Linked DNA regions of Mus musculus: all the other regions are linked to region 1. A link is a loop called in an ENCODE intact Hi-C map of the cell type or tissue named here. Cell type or tissue: left cerebral cortex. All regions are shown on one strand.

Region 1 (8,000 bases):
AAGTAAAAGTTGTATGATGTACAGTTTCAGATACAAAAGTTTTTGGGTTTTTTGTTTGTTTTTCAATCTTAGAGCTCTATTTCACAAAACGGTAAGTAGGCTTAAAACCACCAAACTATATACACTTGTGTTTCTCGTACAATGTTTTTAGTGGATCATACAATTACCAAACTGAATTGACATGTCCCAGCCACACTGCAAAATTGCCTGACCTTTACCTGTAGGCAACCAGTTCTAGATTCCTTCTAAACTACCTTTCTTCAATAAACAGAACTGTGTTGAAGATCTGGGGGCTCTGTCCCTTTCACGTATCCAAAGTGAAATCTCAATGACCACAGAGAGCTACTAACACAGATCCAAAGATCATACAAAGTCACTCTGGAAAGAAGCAAGATATAACCACCTACCAAGACACCCACCAGGCTTCCCTGGTGCCTGGCTGCAGTAACCAGGCCTCCTCACGGCCTCTCTCCCCAGCACACACCCTACCCAAGGGGCTTCAGGCTATACGGTACGTTGAAGCCAGATCCAGAGCAATCCCAACAGAGCAAGCATTAGACTGTAACAAGCCTTTCTGTGACCCTGCTAGTACTCCAGGACTCTCACCCACTGAAACATCATTTCCTTATACAGTTGGCATCCTTCCTTTACCGACGCACATCAGCACTGAGGGCCTAATTTTAAAAATGACAATAAACTGTGAAGTAGTGTAGGAATTTCTCTATCTGGAGTCAGGGTTAGGAACTCCATTCAAGCCTAGGTATAGTTCTCCCACACAACTGAGCTAGGGGTCACACCCCCACCCCCATCACCACACACAAATGCACACACATCAACCACAGGCTACTTAGAAGTTAGAGCCCAGTATGCTAACTAGTGAGCTCTTCTGAAGTCTCCAGGGGAGCGTGGGAAGGGGAAAATGACCAGCCCCAAACAGAGCTGCATTTCAAGAGCAGACTGGTGTTTCCCTCAGTCTTTGGGTGACAAGGAGTACAGCAGGATACAGTTTGGGAGTCAGTCACAGTAGGCTGTTTTTCAGGGGGAGAGAGGATAGGAATGCTGGGGACTGACCCCAGGGCCTCACAAATGCTACGCAAGTCCTCTACACCACTGAGCCCTCAACTCTGCTTTGTGAGGCTAAGAAAACACTGACTTCCCACTTAGTCCTAGGGACACACAGGTGACAGCAGTAGGACAGCAAACATCTTGAGCATCCTTTTCCCGGCACTCTTAAGAAAGGGACTCTTCCCTGAAGACAGCTCAGTGCAAACTGCTTCTGAGTGCATGAAAAGAAATGCAAGGGGCTTACAGCATGCCAAGCTGAAATCTACATTTATTATATGATAACATTATCACAGGAAGGTAATATAGAAGGCTTAGGTAAAAGATACTAGTCAGAGCTGAGGGTATAAGGCAGTGGTAGAGCACTGCCTAGCAAGAGTGAGACCCTGGGCCTCCTGTCCTGAATGAGGAGGTAGGAGGTGAAGGCCTAAGAAGAAATAAAGAACCCAATGATAGTAGACTCCCAGGCTGCAGGAACATGAGCTATTGGCACAAAGCCCTCTGCTTTTTAATTTCTCAATAGCTATCTTCTGAGATCAGAACTCATTATAAAAGGAAGCAGGGCTCTGAATGAACCACAAAACAATCAATAACCGCACCTGTTCACACTTGGGTAAACGGCTCAGCTCAAGGAAGTAAGAAGGAACCTCAAGAAACTACCGCTCAATGCCCTTTCAGCCCCAGCAGTCTGAGTGACCCCTTTGTTTATAAGCCAGCAAGTCTCTATCACCAAGCCAGCATTCCTCAGGAAGCATAGTGTCTCATCAAACACTATGTAATTACCTGTTTCCCACAACTTCAAGTTAGGCATACTACAAATCTAATGAGAGAGAATTGCAGCATGGTAAGTAACCAATTAGAACCCATCAGCTGGAAGCTCTTATCTCAGACCTGCAGAAACAACTTGTCACCTTCCTTATGGTGCACCACCAGGACCCTAATGCCCCTCCATGCCAACCTGGGGTCTCACTCTAGTTCTTTTTATGAAACACACACACATTCATTCCCGTACTCAGGAAGAAGAGGAAGACAGACCTGTGAGTTCAAGGACAGCCTGATCTACATGGTGAGTTCCAGGCAAGCCAGGGTGGCACAATGGGTGAAAAACCCTGTCCCAAAAGAAAATCTCCTTGCAGCTGGGTCACCTTAGAAGATGGATGGAAGATTAGATGAGAAGGTGAAGTTTTCTCCCCCTCAAAAGATACACTCAGATTTTCATTCCAGACCTGGCTGCAAATTAGACTACCCTGTGACATTCTGTCCCTTGCTCAAATCACCTATGTTTAAGGAAGCTGGACCCAGGGGAATTGTTCCCACCCTCTCATGGGCCCCATTCCTTTCTTCTGCAAATAAACTTAAGGGAGAGAGTATCAGGACACTGGGGTGATAAAGCTATATTTAAAATAATATTAACAACAACAATTTTAATCTAGGATTCCTTTTTCCATAGCTTAGCTATGTACTACACGACATTGATGCTACTTCCATACCTTTTCAACCTTAACGAAGCTATCATTCCTGCCCTTATTTTATTTAATAATCACTGAATACTTAAGTATGAGAAAACTTCAACATGTTCGCAGGAAAAGAACCAAAGGTGAAACCCAGGAACACGTATGTTCAGATCAGGAAGGCCGACTACCCTGAGTGCTGGCCACATCTAACTTTATAAGATACCATTGGGTTTGGAGGGCCTCACCTGCCAACTGGGGAAAGCTGGGCCAAAGGAACTGAGCTCAAACTCCCTTCTAGTTTCAGCCTCCAGTGGAAGGGTAAGAAACCGCAACTACAAAGGAGACTTTAGTTACAACGTATTTTCACACACACATAAATTCTAGTTGATTTCTGCAGCAAAGCTGGCTCAGGCCTCACAGTCAAGACAGTGAAAGGGTACAGCTAGTTTTAAGGTCACCCTGGCAGAAAGCGGCAAGGCAGGTCGGTATCTGAAATCCACACCTCTGAAGACAGGTCACCTGAATCCTCTAAGGAAGTTGGAAAATCAAAACTGCCTCATATGCAAAACCGTGGACATGGAGTAACTTCTCACCCTCAGATGTGGGTGTGATCCCATGGTCCCTGGACCACCAGTCCAGCCCCCTATGCCCAAGAATGATTCTTCTAACCACTGGAGTCCCAGAAGCCAAGAGAAACACCTCTGCTGGTGGTACTCTGTAGACACTGCTTGCCTCTCAAGGCTCAAAAGGTTACAAATACAGGGAAATTTCATTTTTCCAATTTTGAGATTCAGCTTCTGTGATGTGTGTTTCACATCACAGAACAAAGAGGCTTGCTCCATCAGAGTTAAAGAAGGGGGCCGGGTACCATTCTAATCTGGCCAGTGAAGCAAAAGGTTCAAATCTAAAAAGTAACCTGAAAAGCTTCATTAATAGTCATACCATTTGTGCAATGACTAGACCTTTGGTTTAAAAAAAAAAAAAAATACAGCCAGGCAAGAGCCAGCAAGCCTTCTCGTTACCACAGAAATCTTCCACTAAGTCAGCCAGCCAAGAAGCTGCTCTGAGTTGGGGTCCACTCAACACTGCTCTCTGTGCCCTAAGAGAGCATTTGAAAAGTCACTGACTAAAAATTTACACTGCGACTGAAACTACAACATATGCATACCTTACCTCAGTTAACCAAGACCTCAGAGTCTGCATAACTGCTAATCTCAAGCCATCCTCAAACTACAGTACATTCATACATTGTTAGGAAGCCCTTCAAAAAGTTGCTTTAAATTTTTCTTCAAATGAGACTACACCAATACTACAAACTTCATTCAAAGCAAATATGAAATAAATATAAAAGGAAATACCACTGAAAAACTGAGTCAAAAGAAGAGTTAACCTCAGAATGTCATTTTAGTGGCGTGCTGAGGACTTACTAACTGCCTGACAGTCAAATCTAGCAAGTCCGGGGCGCCAGGACTGTGACGACGGGAACTGCAGAGAGGCTAACAGCTACACCTACTGTCTGTCTCCAGCCACTTGCTAAACCCGTTCCTTCTCTCGGTCAACTGGAAAAATCTAATTAATGATAGTCGATTTCAAGAATCCTTTAAGAGTGAGGAAAAGTACAATATCTTCTGTGACACTGAAGCACGTCGCCACCCCAAATGTGGGATTTGCCCCAACCATCTCTGTTCCAGCCATCACCCAGGTTATTTTAGATCACTGTTGTTAATGCCTTTGTACCAATAACGTATTTCATGGGAAAATACCTCCGTAATAATATTCTAGTTAATAACTGGGTTGTCACCGCATAGGTGGACACATCAGTGGCCATAAACTGCTTTGCTTAAACCTTTTAACTGCTCTGCATAATCCTATCAGCTTTTTTTCCATCCTGGTAAAGGCAGTTTAATTGCAGCGTTTGAGAAAGGACAAGGGAGAAAGTCGTTAAACCAAGATACAGAAAATCATTCCCGTGCCTAAACGACGATGCTAGAGCAATTTGGTAGGGCTTCATTTAATGTTGTGGCCGTCCAAAAGAATCAGCCAGAGAACCTTTGCACTGGGAGATACTCCATTCGAGAAAGCAGGAGAAAGTTGACACTTAACTCCCACAGAGTAGCAGTATAAAAAAAAAAAAATGGCTTTAAGACTCTGAGTCAGAGTTTCAACATGAAAGGCTCGATTTATAGAGGAAACGCCAACCCCAGTTCATCCAGATAGACCTGGAACCTGATGAAAGTCGACACCTCCCTCTGAAATTTGCATCGCATCACTGGCTCGCGTTTAGAAACATAATCGTGTACAAGGTAGTATGAATTTCAGTAAAGGTTGCCCTCTCAACTAGTCGTCAGGAAAAAAATAATAATAATTAAATCCATAAAGCTCCAAGGCAGTCTCCGAGTTACCAGTCCCCAAACGCTTCCCCTTCCAAGAGGAATGCCAACAATCTAGCACAACGCCTCCCTTGAAAGCTAGCTATTTCCCGTGCCTCTCTGGTTTTGGACTCGGTGAGCCCCGATGAAATTTCAATCTGCCCAACGCGATTGCTTGCCCACGTTGAAATGCCATGGAGCGATTTATGAACCTGGCAAGTTGCCTTTAAGGTCAGGAGCGAAGTTGGAAAGGGCAAGGGGAGAAAAAGTTCTTTAAAGGAAATCCTCACGCCTCTCCAACCCTATGACGGTTTCCTTCCTCCAAGGATCGCAGGTTGGAGCATCCCCGGATCTCAGTCCCCAGTATCTCCCCAGGAGAGAAATTAACACCCCCGAGCCCGCAGCCAAATCTTTCCTTTCCCCACCATTAACCCCCTGGACCTTGGCCCCCTGCAGCACACCTGCAAAGAGCTCACCGAGTGTCGGGTGGGGAAGGATCTCTCCGAGGAGCCCGGAGCCGCAGGGTGAACACGGCCACCAGGCAGGGATGCGGGGCTCCGGGCCTCTAGGGGAGCCGATCCGGATCCTGAGGTGAGAACGTGCGCGCGCGCCGTGCACGGTGAAGCGCAGACTCGCCCCCGCCGGGACCGCGATCCCCCAGCACGCCACCAAATCGGAAATCAAACTTTCAGCGGCTGTAACCGTCCAGCTCCGGTCCGCGAATCCCCAAGCCCATTGGGGGTGATGGGGGGGGACTGTCAGCAGTGCCGCCCCGCCCCCCTCCCAGCCCTGCCCTCCCGGGCCACTTACCGCTTGGCCTGGGCTTCCCGGTGCAGCCGCGCGTCCCGGGCGCGTCGTCCGCGCGCTCTCCCTGGGGAGAAAGAGAAAGCGTGCAGACGGTCGGGGCGCGCTCGCTCGCCGCCTCCTCTGCGGAGATCCGAGGCTCCGAGCGCCCGGCGTTAGGGGCCGCCGGGGCGGGATCAGCGCGGCTCGCCACCAGCCTCGCTCCGAGAGGGTCCCCGCAGCTGCCGCGCTCCGTTGCGCCGCGGAGGCCGAAGCGACTGGTCCCCGGGCATCAACTATTGTGCAGGAGCCCGGAGTCCGGCTCGCGCCCCCGAGCCCCCCATCCCGCCCGCCGGCTCCCGGGGACGAGCGCGCGGCGCCCGGGGGATGAGTCCCGGCTGCGGAGCACCGCGCTGGGCGCCGTGGGAGGAGGGGGGAGTTGCGTGGCCGCGGGGGAGGGGACAGGTAACTGCCCACCGGGGCTGGGGGACGCGGAAAGGGAGCCCCGGTGGCGGCGAGAGGCACGCTGCGGGCGGTCTCCCAGGCCCACCCTCCCTCCCTCCCCGACCCTTCCCCCCCGGGACACGGCGCCGCACTGACTTTCCGCTCACTCGCTCACGCACGTACTGAACTCGCTCACAAAGTTGCCGGCGGTGGCGGCGCTGCACTGGCCCTTCTCCCCGCCCCATCCCTTCCCTCCCTCCTCTCCTCCCTCCCTCCTCTCCTCCCTCCTTCAGTCTCGGGTGAGATCACCGCGGCGGGGTTCTGCGCGCAGGCAAGTCTCGCGAGATTAGAGCCCAACTCGGGCCGGGGGAAGTGGAAGCTGGAGAGTGAGGACCGAGGAACTTCTGGTTGCCATGACGACTCGACAGCCGGGAGCAGTTTTCACCTGCCTCCTCCGCTGCCCCAAGCCTAGCGGTGGGGAAGGGGAGGCTGGGGAGGAGAACGTAGGGCTTCCGTAGACCTGCTTCTCTCCGAGGTGGGCGCATTTGGCCAGAGAGGCTCTGGGGCTTTAGAAGCCAGCGCATCTCTCTACTTGTAAATGTCCACCATGTGCTCAGTTTCTGAGCCCTCCTGTGTAATCTCATCTTCAGCCCCCGCACGATGCTTTCTTTTCCCCATCCTAACGCCCCCACGAGATGGCTCCTTGAGCATGTAGCTCACTCATGTTGGTATTCTCAGCGCCTCCGCAGGCTTTGTACCTACTAGGTATTGTAAGTCTGTTATTGAAAATGAAGGTAATAGTCGTCTTTGTGTCCGCAGTTCCTTTACTTTGCCTAAACCCAAAGAGTACCTGGAATTTATGTCAGTTTCTGCACTACTCAAGTATTTTACTCTGTGAAACTCTGCTCTGGTTTACTGTTTCAGCCTCTCTCCACCCCCACCCCCACCCCCGTGGTTACAATGTTCCTTTTCTCTTTGCAAAAACCAGATTCACCATAGAACAGGAAACAAAACTTAAATTATGAATCCTCAGACTATACCTTTATACCTAATTACAAAACACTATTGAGGAACTGGAGAGATGGCTCAGGAATTAAGAGCACTAGCTGCTCTTCCAGATGACTGAGGTTCAATTTCCAGCATCCATTTGGTGGGCCAACAACTATAATTCCAGTTCCAGGAGACCTGACACCCTCCAAGAACACCAGGCACAGACATGCATGCAAAGCCCAAATATCCATAAAAAGTCCAAAAGGCTATTGTTTGAAATCTCCTTTCTAAATGGGAGAAACTTTTCTGTGGTGATTTTGTTTTACTAAGTAATATGCTGGTGTTGATAGAAGCATGAAGTTTGGATGTCAACAAAGATGAATAAGTATAAATTTCACAGTGTATTAACAGAACTCACTATTTAAAAAAAGAATTAACCCCTAATCATCAATAAGGGTAAACTGATAACTCAATCCCATACACACAGAAACCTAAAGGAGCTAACTACATGAAAACTAAACAGTTAAGACTTCTAGGATACCTATGGCAATGGTCTGTGTGCGTGCATGCGTGCGTGTGACGGGAGAAGGAGGTGCCTGACTGGACAAGAGTGTAGAGGAAAGAAAGCACCTGTGTTAGCCATTCTCCCACTTCCATGTGGGCTTTGGAGATCAACCTCCGGTCACAAGGCTTGCGAAACAAGTGCCTCTACCTGCTGAGCCATCTTAAATGCCTGAAAATTTTTGTTTTAGGAACCTAAGTGGCACAGTGATTAAAAATAGTAGCTAGAGCCAAGAGAGTGGGGCTTGGGTTCTGTGCCACTAATAATTGAGGCTCCTTGAGAAATTTACTGTCTCTTACACTAAGACTGTAAAAACCAAGGGGTAGCCCACATGTT
Region 2 (8,000 bases), 92 kb before region 1:
AAGGTTTTCAACAAAGCACTAGATACAGATTGTGACCTTACATGGACCAAATTGTCGGAGTGCTTGAAATCCTCACTTACACAAGGTGTGAGCACCTTTTCCGGGACTGAGTATGTCAACCACAAAGCCTGCGATAAGTTCAGGTTAAGTCAGCAGCAATAAAGCCCAGACCATGAAGTTTCCAAAATGAAACACGGCAGGATGTCTGTGGGCCAAAATGGTATCAGAAGAAAACAGAACATATTCAGGACAAAAAAATAGGCTTCCCAAGACACAAGATTAGTAGCCATGAATGAAAAAGATATCTTATTAAAAACTATGTCATCTAATGACTGTTACAGAAAGACAGACACCCACACACCATCACAGGCACACACATACACCGTACAAGGAGCCACTGGAAGAGACAGATGTTAAAACCTCAATCTCAAGAGAAGAAATAGACTGTGTATCTACAACATTTAAGCAACCCACAACTTGATGATGTACACTGTATTGTCCATTGTACACTGTACTGGAGGGAGGACAGCATGGAAGAGGAAAGGATGCTGGCCCCTCTCTCCCGTGAGGACTAAGGGCTGAAAGCTGGAGGGGACAGCAGACTGCCTAGACTACATGAGGAAGGCAGAAATGAAGCTTAGATGGATTCGGGGAGTCGGAGCTGTCTTTAAAGCAGTGTACTTTACAGTGTCAGTCAGTCTCCACTGAGGAGAAACTTGATGGACACAGCACTTCTGACATCCAACGAGCGTCTTCTAGCCACAGTGCTGGTAGCACCAGTCCTTACTCCGCTATACTCGGCTCTACAAACCGACAATGTAAGGTTGTTTGGAAGAAAGATACATTTTACTTTAAAAACTAGATTCATAACACATCTTACACATTCTGTCTTATCTAAAAATAACTCTTTCTACAATAATAGGCTAACACTGTAAGGATACAAAGTAACAGAATATGTCAAAGTTGCCCATAATTATTAAAGTCGTTCGGCCAGGATTCTTTAGCTGTGACTTTATATAATTACACATTTGGTGATGTCTAGACATGCTACTGAGTTAAGATTCATAGCACATACCACCCTACCCCGGTGCTGGCAGACCAGAATATAATACAGGGTTCCCCACTGTAGTATTTAGGACCTGAGACTGACTAAGCTGTGCTTTTAATATACAGATGTCAACAACTCATAACAATAAAATAGGGGGTGGGGGGTTGCCAGCCCAGGAACTGCACCTCTAAACTGCCTCCCTATTCTGATTCACATCTACTGCGAGTTCTTCATAACAACCCTGTCTGGGCTCCTACACCCTCACCTGCATCCTGGAGTCCCTAGCTGAGACAGCCTGACTTGCTGTTTTACAGATCAGTGTAAGAATCTAACTGTCTCAGGGGACTGCTGGAAGCTGCTTAGACTGAACTGCCACTTAGAAAATGATACCACATGTAAAATAAAATAATTTCCTTTTTTCCCCTTAAGCAGTACAAAGAGAAAAGAAACACATGATTTCTAAGAAGCATCAACAATAAATGGAGGAGTTTTGATTAGAGCAGCTAGAATGTCAAGCCAATAGGTAATGAATGCTACAGACAGAAAATATTCATGACAAGCAAAAGTTATTTTAGAGTAAAACTGGAGTGGCATCCAACGGTTTTACAGAAGAGGAGAAGCATCATTAGTACTGGGTGGAAGGGGGTAGGGCAATAAAAAAAATTTTTTTTTGAACAAGGAAGGCATACTAAAGGCAAACAGATGTGGGTTCAAATTCTGGCTCAGCAGCGTAGAAGCTGTGTGAGCTGCAGAAAACATCTGCCTTATTACCTTCCAATCAATACCCATAGGAGACGCGCTTAGCAAAGCCCAAGCACACGTCAAGTGATGATGGCCACTATGGTTATTACTGTCAGCATGAAACTTCTCAGTAAGGATCTGGAATTCTCCAAATCTATAACATACAAGAAGCAAATGCAGTAACAACAATACCAACTGGGAGTTAAACAACATGGAAATCTAGAGACTCTAAAGCTTCAAACAAGCAGCAGCTCTTCCTTCTCCTCTCCAAGGAAGGAGAAAAAAGAACAGAAGCAATCCCTTGGGACCATCTGTTACTGCCAACCACTCACTTGTTCAAATAAGGACACACAGGCCAGCTCCACAAAGATCAAACTAAGCAACTTCCAGGCAAAAGTCCAGAGGCACCGGAGCCCCGCCTACCTGGAAATCAACTTCTCCTAGTTTCACTACAGCATCTTTCTGGGCAGCCAGCCACCATCTGAAAAGTACCTGTACAGGACAGAAACACGGACTTAGCATCAGGGCTGAGAAGAGGGAAGTCTGTCTCTGTCTGCACAGGAACCAGGAAGTATCTAGCAAGTCCTCTGTGGGTCTTGTCAAATGTTACTGTGACAACAAGGATGATTCCTGTGAGAGCCTCCTGGACAACATGACGGAGGCACCCAACGGCATTCAGTCTTTCCACACAGGATTCTGAACCTTCACAAAAAAGGCAGATAAAGGGGATCGGCCAGGGTGACACCAAAGAGAAGCCCAAATGCACTGTGCCCAGGCTCAATCTTCAACATGGTACATTCAGGCCATTTTGTTCCTGATCCGAAGTTTCTCCTTGAACTTCACTTTCCTTGCTGTGTGCTCTTTGGGTAATCTACATATGATTCACTCAGTCAGTGCCTTTGCCGAAACCATCTTCCCCTCTTCCTCATCTTCCTCTTTCTCTTTTTTTGAAGACAGGGTTTGACAATGAAGTCCTGGCTGACTTAGAGCTCAATACACAGACCAGGCTGGCCTTGAACTTGATCTGCCTGTGTTTGTCTCCCACGTGCTGTAATTAAAGGCATCTGCTACCATGTAAAGTGTTTTTTCATCTATGCATGGCAGCTCTAAGCCCACCTTCTCCAGGGGACAGTTCTGAATAGGCTAAAGTCTTCTCTGTTGAGATGAGTTCTTGGTGAAGTGTGGACAGAGATGCTCCTACAGGAAGTTAACTTGACTAGTAACACCTAGGGAAGCTTTTTATAAGGAGACCCAAACACCAAGTCTATGGGCATCTACCACTTTCAGACTACAGGGGAACTGACCCCAAAGATCCCCATTTCCCATCTTGTATTGTCCCAAAGACCTCAAGCCACAGGCACACAGTCTCACTGCAGGGGAGTGACTACGCCCCTCAGTTGTTCTACTTAAAGAACAATTCTGGCCCGGCGGTGGTGGCACACGCCTTTAATCCCAGCACTTGGGAGGCAGAGACAGGTGGATTTCTGAGTTCGAGGCCAGCCTGGTCTACAAAGTGAGTTCCAGGACAGCCAAGACTATACAGAGAAACCCTGTCTCGAAAAACCAAAAAAAAAAAAAAAAAGAACAATTCTGCTTCTGGAGATGCCTACCTTCTTCCCTTTTATCTACACATCACTTCTATTTATCCCGTCTAATCCCATCCTGTGGTATATTATGCACAGCCATGTTGGGCCATTTACATCTTGGATCTCCTTTAATATCTACGGCTTTGTGTCTAACTCAGCAAAGATGGTCCTCTAGGGCTCCAGGGTTCCAGATAGTACTGCGCATGTCTGCTGTAGGGTAAGTGATAAGAGACAATGCACACAGTGGAGCCACCAGAGCTATAGCCTGGAGACGGACTGACCAACAGATCTTAAACTGAAGAGGGGAAATGGTGACTTCAGCTCCAGGGAGCTCAGAAGGGAGTCAAAATGGAATTCTGCTCCAGGCTCCATGGTCCTTTTACTTGTTCACAGAGAAAACAAGAGTCAGGCTCGCTTTGGAGCTGAGCTACCCTCCCTCACTGAACTAGAGAGCTAGAACCAGGGAAGGAATCTGTTTTCTGCTCCACCCTTACATACAGTCTTGCTTTGTTTACCACTGATCCTAAAACCAAACCCCTAGCAGTTCTGTGTCCCTCTGAAGTCAGCCACAGGAAGGACACCTGCTGTTCTGCACCAGCCAGCACTCTCTCACTCCAGCAAACACCATGCTGAACACCCACCTCAGTCCTCAGCCTAAGACAGAAGCAGCTGCCTTTACACTGCCTTTCTTTAACAATTAAATTTAAAGACAAGCTACTAAGAAAGGCCTTGGCTACTTTTCAAGGGAAACAGAACTTCCTAAAGCAAAAACTTCTTCAATCTCCCCAAATCAAGTCTTTCAACCCATTTGGAACTGAAATCCCAACTCTGACAATCCATGGTGCACTTGTTCTGTGGGTCTGAGGGCTTCCAGGATCCATGCTACAGCAAGGTATTTTAAAGGAGCTAGCTGGTGCCTCAAAGCGAAGCTAGCCCCAGGGTGTTGTGGCTCAGGCGTGATGGGGCAGCCCAGTAGGACAAGGACAGGAATCTAGGTTAAGCAGCTGACTGGATTAGCCAGGTAATAATCAGAGAGGGTGGCTGATATCAGACCCCAAGCCTCAGAAGAAGGCTACATTCAGCAATGACCCCTACAACCCAAGTACACACCCAGCCTGAGCTTCAACCGGCAAAATGGCCACTTCCTACAACCAGGTAGGTAGGCCATGCTGCCTGCACTGAGTGAGTAGCAATGAGCAATGCACACGCAGAAACTCTAACTAGACCTGTGCGATCATCACTAATCACTGTGATCTCAAGTCCCCAGGGAAAGCCACACCTATGTTGAAGACTCTACAAGGCTGACCTGACTGGAGGGAGGCGTAGATCCAGAACCAGACTATCTCGGTCTGTTTTTGATGTTCTTAACAACCATTCGCCTATCTTACAAGGCACCCTCGTGACTATCACATAAGACTCTTAGAAGATACTAACAGACTCCTCACAAACTGAAAATGCCGTTCATTACGCAGCATCCTATAAAGGCCTATAGCATAACTATTCCTGCCTGCTGGGACCGGCCCACCAGTGCATTTGAAAAAGTGACTGGATTTATGGTTTGGTGTTGTCTTATAGCTATATGAACTTTATGAATAAATGTTTTCACATGAGAACAGTTTGTTCAGGTCTACAACCTGACCACAGCCACTCAAATTTAGCTTGAAAATAAACTCTCTTCCTTCCTTTGAGATGAGAGCTATGTTTTACATAGACATCACATGTCAGCAGCTAAGCTTAGCATGTGCTTGGAATTTTATGTAAGGATTTCATGTGAGAGTCTCAATTACCCTTTGATACAGTACAAATCTCCAGGAAGTTACCCTGTCTTTAAGAGAAAGAGAAAAGCGTTCACTCAGTGGGTCAGGTGAAGGCCCCCACACCCCACACACTGAGACCTTAGCAGCTGGAGTGGTCCACAGAAACTAAGTGATGGTCCCTGCAGTGGCTGGTGCTGTGAGCACTGAAGGACAACAGTGAGAACAACAAAGGTCCAAGAAGAAGCAGGAAGGGAAGGAAGGCAGCTGGCAGACAATACCAGGCATTAGACACTAAGTGTTCTCAGTCACTCCATCCATAAGCAGAGAAGCTGCCTGCACATCAGCTCCCTCACAGGGATTCTACCTGCCACAACAAAGCACCCTAGTCACAGAACACACTATATGTCACTCATTGTCACCACAAACCCAGGGGAAATGTGGACTTGCAATAACGAGCCCTAAGTCCAGTGACTATGAGATGGAAAAAGTAATTCTCTGCATGATACACTAACAAAGAAGCCAAGAGTCCATGCTGCCTTAAGTCCCCATAGCTGCTAGGAAAGAAGTGAAAGCACAGGCAAGGACACCACACTGAGGCTGCCGTGATGGCAGAAGTCATCAGAACCAGGAGCAAAGCACTTGCCACTCTTTTTATATGCAGCCTAAACGCCTCTGAAAACTCCAAGGACGTCACCGCTCCAGGCACAGACGATGCAGCAGCACAGATACAGCGTTGGTCCAGCTCTGAGCATTTGAATCATGTGACCTGTAAGAATTCTTTCCTGTGACATCCTTTGACTGCACTTCCAACAGAGGTTACAGAAGGTACGTTCCATGGCTGCCTTTACAGTTCCAAGCTACTGCTTAGTGTCATTAGATCGCAGACCACGAACTATCCTGTGAGATTTCCTGAAGACATCTACCCTCCTTCTTCTGCAAGGTCTACTCGACTCGCTAAATGTCAGGGTACTCAAAGATGGTTTTGCAAAGGGACAGGAGGAATGGCAATAGGTTCTATCCCTAGTCAATCAATAGGGGATATGAAGAAGCCAAGGCCATCCCAGTGGTCTGACCCAATAACTCTTAGGTAATTACAAACATTTCTATTAAATGCACATGCAAAAGAAATAGAGTCTCCATCTATGACACATCAGACAAATTAGTCAAAGGTGCAGTATTACAAGACAATTCAAAATAGTATTCCAAAAATTATTTAAATGGATGGAAAATATTCAAAGATGTAAATAAACACAAAAAGCAGAAGTACCATGAGATTCCTTCCAGTTTTGCTATTATTAAAACACAAACATGCAGAGGAAAGCACAAAGTCAGAGAAATGCCAACGACAGTGGTGTCCCTTTGTTCCTTCCCCTAGTTAGTTAAAGGCAGCTAGTAGGGGCAGGAGAAGTGGCTCAGCAGTTAAGAGCACTGGCTGTTCTTCCAGAGGACCTGGGTTCCACAGGGCAGCTCACAACTGTCTGTAACTTCAATTCCAGGAGATCTGATTCCCCCTTTTGACCTCCTGGAACACAAGGCATGCCTAACACACACAGACATATGAGCAGGTGAAACACCTCTACACATAAAATATCAAATATAAACTAGCTTCTGTTACTTATCTCACCATGCACAAAAACAAAATCTTTTAAAACAAACAGGTACAAGAAAGGCTTATAAGAAAGCAGATCTTACAGCTGGCAGCTCTAAGATGTATGTTGCATATTTTGTTTGATGCAATTACTACAGTAACTGGGAGAGAATATGAATTTTCCAGTAACATTTCAAATAAGAATACCTGTCAATTAACTGTTAATAATAATAATTATTATAATAATAATAAGCCTGTTGGAGCCAGGCATGGTGGTACATGCCTTTAATCCCAGCACTTGGGAGGCAGAGGCAGGGTGATTTCTGAGTTCAAGGCCAGCCTGGTCTACAAAGTGAGTTCCAGGACAGCCAGGGCTACACAGAGAAACCCTGTCTCGAAAAACAAAAACAAAAACAAAAACAAAACAAAAAAATAACCAAACCTGTTGGAGGTCTTTATAACCAGAGTGTGAAAATCAGAGATGTTTAACACCACTAGCACCAAATACTGATAGCAAGTAGGCACATCTGAAACCACCACAAAAAAAAAAAGAAAAAAAAGAAAAGAAAAGAAAAGAAAAGAAAAGAAAAGAAAAGGAAAGAAAAGAAAAGGAAAGAAAAGAAAAGAAAAAGAAAAAAGTTTTTCAAGATAGGGTTTGTCTTTGTGGCCTGGGCTGTCCTAGAACTCACTCTGTAGAGCAAGCTGGTGAGAATTCATAGAGATGCTCCTCTGCCTCCAGAGTACTGGTGTCAAAGGTGTGTGCCATCACTGCACATAGGCACTTTAACCATTAAACAACAGCAAAGAGATGCGTAAGTGGGTGAAGTGCCTGCCCTGTGAGCATGCACACCTGAGTCGGGATCCCCAGGATGAGCATAAAAAGCATGGTAGTGTGCACGTGGAACCCTAGTGCTCGAGTGGGAAAGCGGGTTTCTAGGAGCAAGCTCAGCAAGCAGACGGGTAGGATGAGATCCCAGCTCAGAAAAGGAAGGTAGAGGACAGTGACAAAAGAAAGACACCTACCTACTTCAACCTGCAGCCTCCATACCTGGAGAAAGCACAGCAGGGCAGAGGATGGCAGCCAGTTAACCAGTTCGAGAGATCCAGTCTTTCCCACATCAGACCAGAGCACAGAAACTGCAAGGCTAAGATCAAACTTCCGTTCACATTAAAATTCCCAAGGAACAAACAAGACTGAGTTTCGCTCTGAGTAATCACTTTATCTGACATCAGGGCCACTGAGCTTCCCTAATCTATGCAACAGACACTCAAGAGATACC
Region 3 (8,000 bases), 130 kb before region 1:
GCAATGTATCTCCCAACAACATGAACAGAAATGTTCAGAGCAGTGTGGCCCCTGGAGCCAAAACCTAGAAGCCTTTGCAATGTGTATCCACATCAGAAGAGAATAAAGGAGTTCCCTAGAATAGAATATGAAAAAAAAGGAGAAGGACAAAGCACTGCCTGCCTTCAGCAGAGCTGATCTGCTCTCATGATCACTCAGGTCATGTATCCAGTGTTAACCCTTTACTACCACTGTTTGTACTGCTATCAGTTATTCCCATTGTTTCTGTGGGAGCTCAGTCTGCCTGGAATTGAACACTAAAAACATCAAGACAGCCCATAGGTCACTTGACAAAACCCCATCATTCTTAAATCAATTCCTTACTTCTTTTTAAAACAAAACAAAATGTGTGTGCGTGCATGCCAAGTGATTTATTTACTTATTTTATGTATATTTGTACACTGTAGCTGTTTTCAGACATACCAGAGAAGGGCATCAGATCCCATTACAGATGGTTGTGAGCCACCATGTGGTTGCTGGGAATTGAACTCAGGACCTCTGGAAGAGCAGTCAGAGCTCTTAAATGGGGAGCCATCTCTCCAGCCCCTAAGTTCTTACTTCTTGAAATCTCATGTTTCAAAGTCTTCGTCTGTACTTTTCAATCCTGACAGTACCCATTCCTCCAAAGTGATGCATTTCTCCAAGAATGGTGTTTACAAATAATAATCCAGATACCAGGTGCTGCTGCACTAATGGATACTTCTAGGCATGTTAACTGGATGGAGAGAGGGGCCATACATGCATGTGTGCTTTCCCATGTATTTATATGCTATGAATCTACCATCCACCTATCAGTCTACTGTCTATTATCTATCCATTATCTATCTAGCTAGCTAATATAGCCAAGGCTGTTTTTAGAAACTTAACAAGCCGTATATAAATTTTACATTACAAGAAAAGACCAAGAAGAACGCCAACCCTCCATAGCAAGGTCAGGATTGGACAGCAGTCCTCTCTCACAACTATTATCTACTACACAGAAAGAATGTCTGATTAATACAGACACTGAAATATTTAATAATGATACTTGTACACATCTGTTTTCATCCACATGAAATTAAACAGAATTCTCATTCTACCTTTTGTATAAAAATAGATCCTAATTTTGCCTAACTTGCTTGTGGAAGGCAAGATTATAAAACTTTTGGTAGATAATAAAAGATATTGTATGGCTTCATAAAGGTAAACGATACACAGCAGAAAACCACAAGCACTAATAATTTCTCTCTGCTGTAGCAGGTCACAAGCAAGAACCGAACATTAAGATGAATAACTGCATGTATAACTCCTAAACAAGTAGGTGAGGCAAGTGACTGATCAGAAAAACAGGAGAAGCTGGAAAAGAAAGGGACACAAGAATTGATAGCAAGTCTCTTTAACAACTGGAGAAACGGGGCCAGGGTGTTCTGCTTTGTGTTAAAAAGACCTGGGTTCAAGCGACACCACCAAAACCAACCAACCAAAATCCAAATATACCAAACTGCAAACAAACTAGCAGCCAGAGAAATATAAAAGGTACCTTCATTAGCCTATCACTAGATTTAATGCTAAGTCAGATAGGGGAGGACAGCAAAGATGTGTAACAATGAAATGCTCAGGTGCTCTAGAATACAAAGGTGCAGCACACAGGACAGACCCATGGGTCTATCCTGGTGCAGTCACACGGGACAGATCCATAGGTCTATCCTGGTGCAGTCACACAGGACAGATCCATAGGTCTATCCTACCATCCAACAACTTCACCCTCACATTTCTGTTTACAAGAAGGCAGAAACATGAAAACTGCAAACTACACAAATCCCAACACAAAGTGAAATAGATTTTAGCAGAGAACTATAAAACTGAATGTATATTAAAATCTAAAAGTGCTATGCCATGAAAGAAATTAACATAATCTTAAATTTTTAAATTATTTGAAGGCCATATCATGATCACTAGACAAAATTAAACGAAACTGCAGATCTCACTCATTATTCACTGAAGAAGACTCTTAAATTCCCAGAGTCCAGTTGCAACATTTAAAAAAGCTTTCTTCACACTTAAGGAATGTACTTTATTTAAAGGACAAAAAACCACTGATACAAGAGAGACTGCTAAAAACAGTCTCAGAGCACTATGGAAGTTGGAAGAATATAACTCCTCAAACTGCAACTCTAATTTGAAACCCAGAGCTCACTGTCCAGCGTGAGTTTCAATACATATAAAATGAGCTGATGGCACATCTATTATGGTTTAACTCGGTGGTTCTCAACCTTCCTAATGCTGTGAGCCTTTAATATAGTTCCTCGTGTCGTGGCTATCCCCAGTCATCAGATTATTTCCATTGCTACTTCATAACTGTAATTTTGCTACTATTATGAGTTGTACTCTAAGCATGTTTTCTGATGCTCTTCAGTGATGCCTGTGAAAAGGAGGTTCAACATGCTCACTCCACCACTGCTGAATGGGCCACAATCCACAGGTTGAGAACTGCTGGAAAAGGGAAGGGCACCGAAGACTCAAGTACCCTTAATGCAGTGCAGCAGTATCCTGGAGTCTACAGCTTTGGGGAGTGTATGTCCTGAACTCACACTCACACCAAAAGAAGGTGAGGGTCGGCGGATTCATCCACTCTAGGGTAAACGTAATGTACAAAAATACAGTCCCCTAGATGGGGACTCTGGAAGTGTCAACAGTAAGCATGCCCATAAAAGGAGCCCAAGTAAAAGAAAGCTGATAGGGCAACTCCACAAGACTCCTTTAAAGGGGGCTATCTCCTTGTCACTCGCCAAGCTGAGTCCTGCACGGCCATGTGGAAGGGACATGACAGTTCCCACCTCTGGAGCAGAGCCAGCAGGGCGTGGTCTCCAGGAGTGTTGATGGTTGCTGGGCATGAGGTTTATTTGTATTTAAAAACAACAAAAACAAAAAACAAACTTCATGTTCCTCCTTCAGAAAATATTCTCCCTGCCAAGGTCATTAGGAAATGTCCTCTCTGCCAAGATAAATGACTCAATGTTAATCAGCAGTAGCTCAATTTCAGGAGGTGAGGGTGCATCTAATGTCCAAAAAAAAAAAAAAAAAAGTAAATGCTGTGACCTTCAGGACAGCCCTTAAGGCTGTGGGAAAGAACTCTCAAAACATGAGGTCAAAAATACATACTTTCTCAACTATGAAAAATATAAGGATGCACTATGAGTTGTATAAAGAGCTTCACAGACTAAAAGAACAAAGTCAGCTGAGAAGCTTGTCAGAAACATACAAAAGCAGGCAGATCCCTGAGTTCAAAGTCAGTCTGGGACAGAGAGAATGTAGGCCCAGGCATGGTGGGAACAGTGATCTCAGGGCAGATCCCATCCAGCTAGCTTATCGTCTGTACTCACAAGAGCAGGCAGGTCTCTGAATTCATTTGCAATGTTAAAAAAAAAAAATGTGTCTATTGTCTTTTTCTAGGAGTCTTTTCAAGGGGTTAAGATAAAAAATGGAGGTTGGTGGTATAATCAAAAAGGAACCTGGAGTAAATGACTTAATTGATATGTAAATAAAAGATTTTGCTTTGGCCTGTGAGAGCTGAGCTATCTGGATGTGTTTTCTGGAGAGGCAGCAAGAGAAGAACACAAGGCTGTCAGCTTATCCCCAGGACTGACTTCCTCAGAACCCCTTTCCAAGCAGTGTTGCATGCTCCTTTAAATGGGTGATCTTTAACGGGAAATAGAGACGCTATGGTTTCTCAGAGAAACCAGAGTGACCTTCATGGACATTCAGCTTTATAGTTCACTGCTAAAATCCAGTCAAAGAGGCAGTAAGAGGAATCCCTCACATCACATAAGTTTAACAGCTTCAAAGAAAACTCAGGAAGAAACTACCTGTGGGAGCAAATGCTGTCTTCCTGTGTGCCACGTGGTCTAACTGGTGCAAGAGCCTGGCTAGACTAGGTAGGTGCACAGGTGCACTCACCCCGTAACCAAAAACAAAAGCAAAGACAAAACACCCTAAAGTGGGGTTCCGTGGACCCTTTAAAGTAACAGAAGCTAGTATTCCGAAAGAGTTATAAGCTACATATTTCAATTTGGTGTCAAAGGGAATAGTTCCCTTGGGTTTAAATGGCTGTATAATGATGTTCAGAATTCAGATGATTGAGGGCCATATTTTATACATGTGATAGTAGGTACAAAATCCAAAGACAGATGGGAGTTACACAGAAGCATCAATGGCAGCCTGGGCTAACAGCAATGCGTTGAAAGTGCAACTTCCCGGCCCTCTACTGTTAAGTGGTGGTGAGATCTCTGCTTATGGAACAAGCAAATATTCAGGCTAACAGAATAAACTGTTACAGAATACACTAGAGGAATGTTTTGGCAAACCACTAATTCTTATTCTCAAGGGTACACACTAAGTATCAGCCAAACCATTGCTGAATTTATTAATATGATTTGGTACAGGAATTCTCCATTCTTTCTCTCAGAACACATAAATAAATCAGAAGCAATGTGTGCTTTCCTCTCACAGTAACAACTGTGCATTTGGCCTGAATTCTAAATAATCAGGTTCTTTATGAAAAATTTGAAATCAAGCCAATATACAAATCTTCTCACTAAAAATAAGCATGAGAAAACAGGCTCAAAATCTAAGTGTCCTATTTACTGGAATGGAGGACATCTCTCAGAAAGGCTGGCTGACAGCACTGTATATGATCTGCAGTCAGCAAACCGTAACAGTTGCTAAACATCTGCAGGCTAAGCACCCAAGGCTGGCTAAGGGCATTAGCACCAGCAGTCTAAAACCCAGGTCTCCTAACCAATCACATAGCATCTTTCTACCCTGACTAGAGCTGGCATGGGTATGTTCATTAGTTTCCTGTGTTAACTTGCCCAGCCGATAGTGCTCAGTTAATTTGGTCAAAACCAGATCTAGAATTGGTGGGGAGAAGGGAGGCATATGCAATGCCCTTGGGCTTCCAGATAGAGCAAACAGAAAAGAACAAATCCCACTAATCTAGGTGTTAGATGAAGGTATTTTAGTTGTGGCTAACACCAACACTAGTGAAAATTACCACAAGTTCTGTGGTTGGCCCTCCTCCAATTCAATCTCCTGAAAGGCCAACAAAAGTCCAAAAAGGGCAAGAAAGTCCTGCCTTGCACTTGCCTGGCCTGCCAGAGCTGCTAGTCTCTGCTACTAACTTCCCCACGTACCTATGCCAAGTCTTCTTTTCCTATCAGGAACCAATCTCCTTGTACACATAAATATACATTCCTATATAAACATGCTCTTTCATACATACAACTACTAGTTGATTTTCTAATGCACCTTAACTGATAACACCAGGCTAAAGGAAAAACTGTTTCTTCTGCTCATACCCCAGCACCCTATGTTTGAAGATTTCCCCCAACCACCAATTCCCCAATTCTTGATGACCATTGGTAATACTCAATCACACAATTAAGTCCATGTACCTCCTGTGTATCTGCCATGGGCTTAGATGTCTTAAGGCAAGGCCATGTTCCCACAATACTATTCCCATTTCATATGCCAAACAGGACACTAGCTCTCTGTACTTCTGAAGGTTAAATACTTGGGTCTCCACAATCCTCGCCTAGAGTTTAGTAATTTCTTAGAATGGTTCACAGAACTTAAGAGATCAATGACCACAATTATTGGTTTATTACAAAGGGAACAACTGAGAAAAAGCCAAGTGGAAGACATGACAGGATGCTTGGCAGAGGGAGAAAGCACTCTGCCCACCTTCTGTGAGTAACAGCCCACAAGCTTCTTCCAGGGAGACTTCTAGAGGCTGGGCTTCATCACATAGGCTGCAGGAACCACTCATGAGTGACTAAATCATTGGCCATCCATGATTAACAAGTCAACCCCTCAAAGTCACATGGTTGACTCCTCTATTAGCCAGCCCCATTCGGCAGCCAATATAATTAGGCAGCTACCAGTTACCAAATAAACACACACAAAGGTCTTTAATATTGTGACCTTTTGAAGTGTCTTAGACACTCTTGTATTAGAAAATTCTGAGAAACTACATGGGTACTGACTTAAGACAGAACCCAGTGTGGCTGAGACAGTGACCCCTAAGACTATAGGAGGATGAACCCTCAAACACTTTTCCCTGGTGGAACTTAGAAGAAACAACACACAGCAGGCATGTGGTGATAATGATACCTATGGCAGTCCTCTGTCTTGGAGAGACTCCTGGACTCCTGTGGTGGAGATGACAGGAACCCTTGGAATTAGAGAAGCTGGACAATACTCAGATGACATCAAAGTGAATTTAGTTTGGGCTCACAGCTGCACTTAGAAGGAAGGCAGGTAATTCGCCAAGCAGCTCTAAGGAGAGCCAGTGCCACGAGCAGAGAAGAAAAGAAGGGTGATTTACAGCTGCATGGAGATGGAGGGTGAAGATTTAGTTCATTAGATAAGAGCACCTGTTGCTCTTGCAGAGGACCCAGATTCAATTCCCAGTACTCACACAACAGCTAACAACCATTGTAACACTCTAGCCTGAAAGCACCCAATGACTTCTTCTCTTCTAACTTATGCAGGCAGCAGGCACACACACATGCATAAAATAATTTTTAAAAATTAAAGTTCAGAAAATAGGGTCAGATGGTCAGTAGAGAGAAAAACTGAAAGTAAGAATGGGAAGAAACTGGAGAAATGGTTTTTGATGGACCTGCAAGAAACAGAAACTGGGGAAATGGTTTTCAGTGATCCTGTAGGCAAAGACTAGAGTTGCAAACTGCACCTTACTTGTTTCATTAGTTTGCCCTCAAGAATTATTCAACTATGTCTACAAAATGTATCTCATTGAAAATGTTTGGGTTTGTTTTGTTTTGTCTGTTTGTGTTTGTTTGTTTGTTTGTTTGTTTGTTTTGGAGACAGGGTGTCACTATGCAGTCCTGGCTAACCTGGAGCTCACTGTATACACTAGGGGCTGGGCCCGAGCTCATAGACTTATTCACCTGCAATTAAAGATGTACACCACCACCCCAAGCTTCGTCCTGTCTTCTTGAAGATACAATGATTACAAAATGTCTACAGCAGTTCTTCACCAAGAAGGAAACCTAGGCTTCAGGTGACAACACTGGGTACTGACACTGGAAACACTGGAGGTCCCCAGCTAAATCTAAAAGGAAACCACAGTATTAGAGCAGCAAATGTTCACCATGGTGCTCACAATGCTCCCTCTCTATTCAACACTGCTTAAATAAGACATGACCCATAACACTGCCACCTCAACACAGCTATGCATGTGAAAGCTACAGTCCTATTCTGAACAACATACACTATTTGGTATCTTATGGGAAATAAAGTCTGGCCCATTCTTGCCTTTACTATCTCCTTGTTCAAGTTATTTAGATAACTACCACAAAAAACAAATTTCAAGCTACTTTATTTTTGGTCTATAAAAGTATATAGCCGGGCAGTGGTGGTGCACGCCTTTAATCCCAGCACTTGGGAGGCAAAGGCAGGCAAATTTCTGAGTTCGAGGACAGCCTGGTCTACACAGTGAGTTCCAGGACAGCCAGGGCTATACAGAAAAACCCTGTCTCAAAAAATAAAATAAAATAAAATAAAATATGCATTTCAGTATGACTACTGATTCTTTAATTAAATGATACTGATGGCCCTTATTCAACAGATTAATCCTGAGAAATGAAGATCATGAATCTGCATAATGCACACATATTTCATAGCATTCCACTGCCTGACACGATGTTGAGCAGGAAAATATATGAGAGGGAAAAAAGACAACTAAGGTGCCACACTTTTATCTAAACATAATAAACTATAAGATAAACAGTTTTCTACTAAGCAACAGTCAGAAGCAAAGATAGTTTTATTAAAAAAAAAATTAAACTAGGGGGTTTAAGAGAGAGCTCAACAGTTAAACCCTTGCTGATTCTACAGAGGACCCGGTTAAGTTCCCAGCAACCACATGGTGGTCCACAATGTCTGGAACTCCACACTTC

Evidence for each region. A loop is a pair of places that touch in the nucleus more often than their neighbours do. Peaks named below come from ENCODE experiments on the same cell type or tissue, not always from the same donor. Only the 100,000 strongest peaks of a DNase experiment are listed, where the experiment ranks them.
Region 2: a loop joins it to region 1, with 2.4 times the contacts of the local background. A loop is called at or near these places in 8 of 42 quality-filtered maps.
Region 3: it touches region 1 in a loop (2.3-fold over the local background); 2 of 42 quality-filtered maps call a loop at or near these places.

Annotation. Positions count from the first base shown.
Region 1 is chr12:82,167,772-82,175,771 of GRCm38, reverse strand. It overlaps a transcript of Sipa1l1 not described here. Among named protein-coding and RNA genes, the nearest start is that of Gm30799, 100 kb to the right of the region's middle. In left cerebral cortex, CTCF peaks have their summits at 2,874, 4,028, 5,453 and 6,615; DNase peaks (open chromatin) are centred at 5,561, 6,033, 6,464, 6,757 and 2 more places; H3K4me3 peaks cover 4,480 bases; H3K27ac peaks cover 3,515 bases.
Region 2 is chr12:82,260,238-82,268,237 of GRCm38, reverse strand. It overlaps a transcript of Sipa1l1 not described here. Among named protein-coding and RNA genes, the nearest start is that of Sipa1l1, 47 kb to the left of the region's middle. In left cerebral cortex, no CTCF peak of the experiment used is centred here; DNase peaks (open chromatin) are centred at 2,166 and 4,017; H3K27ac peaks cover 1,053 bases.
Region 3 is chr12:82,301,082-82,309,081 of GRCm38, reverse strand. It overlaps a transcript of Sipa1l1 not described here. Among named protein-coding and RNA genes, the nearest start is that of Sipa1l1, 6.3 kb to the left of the region's middle. In left cerebral cortex, no CTCF peak of the experiment used is centred here; a DNase peak (open chromatin) is centred at 4,733.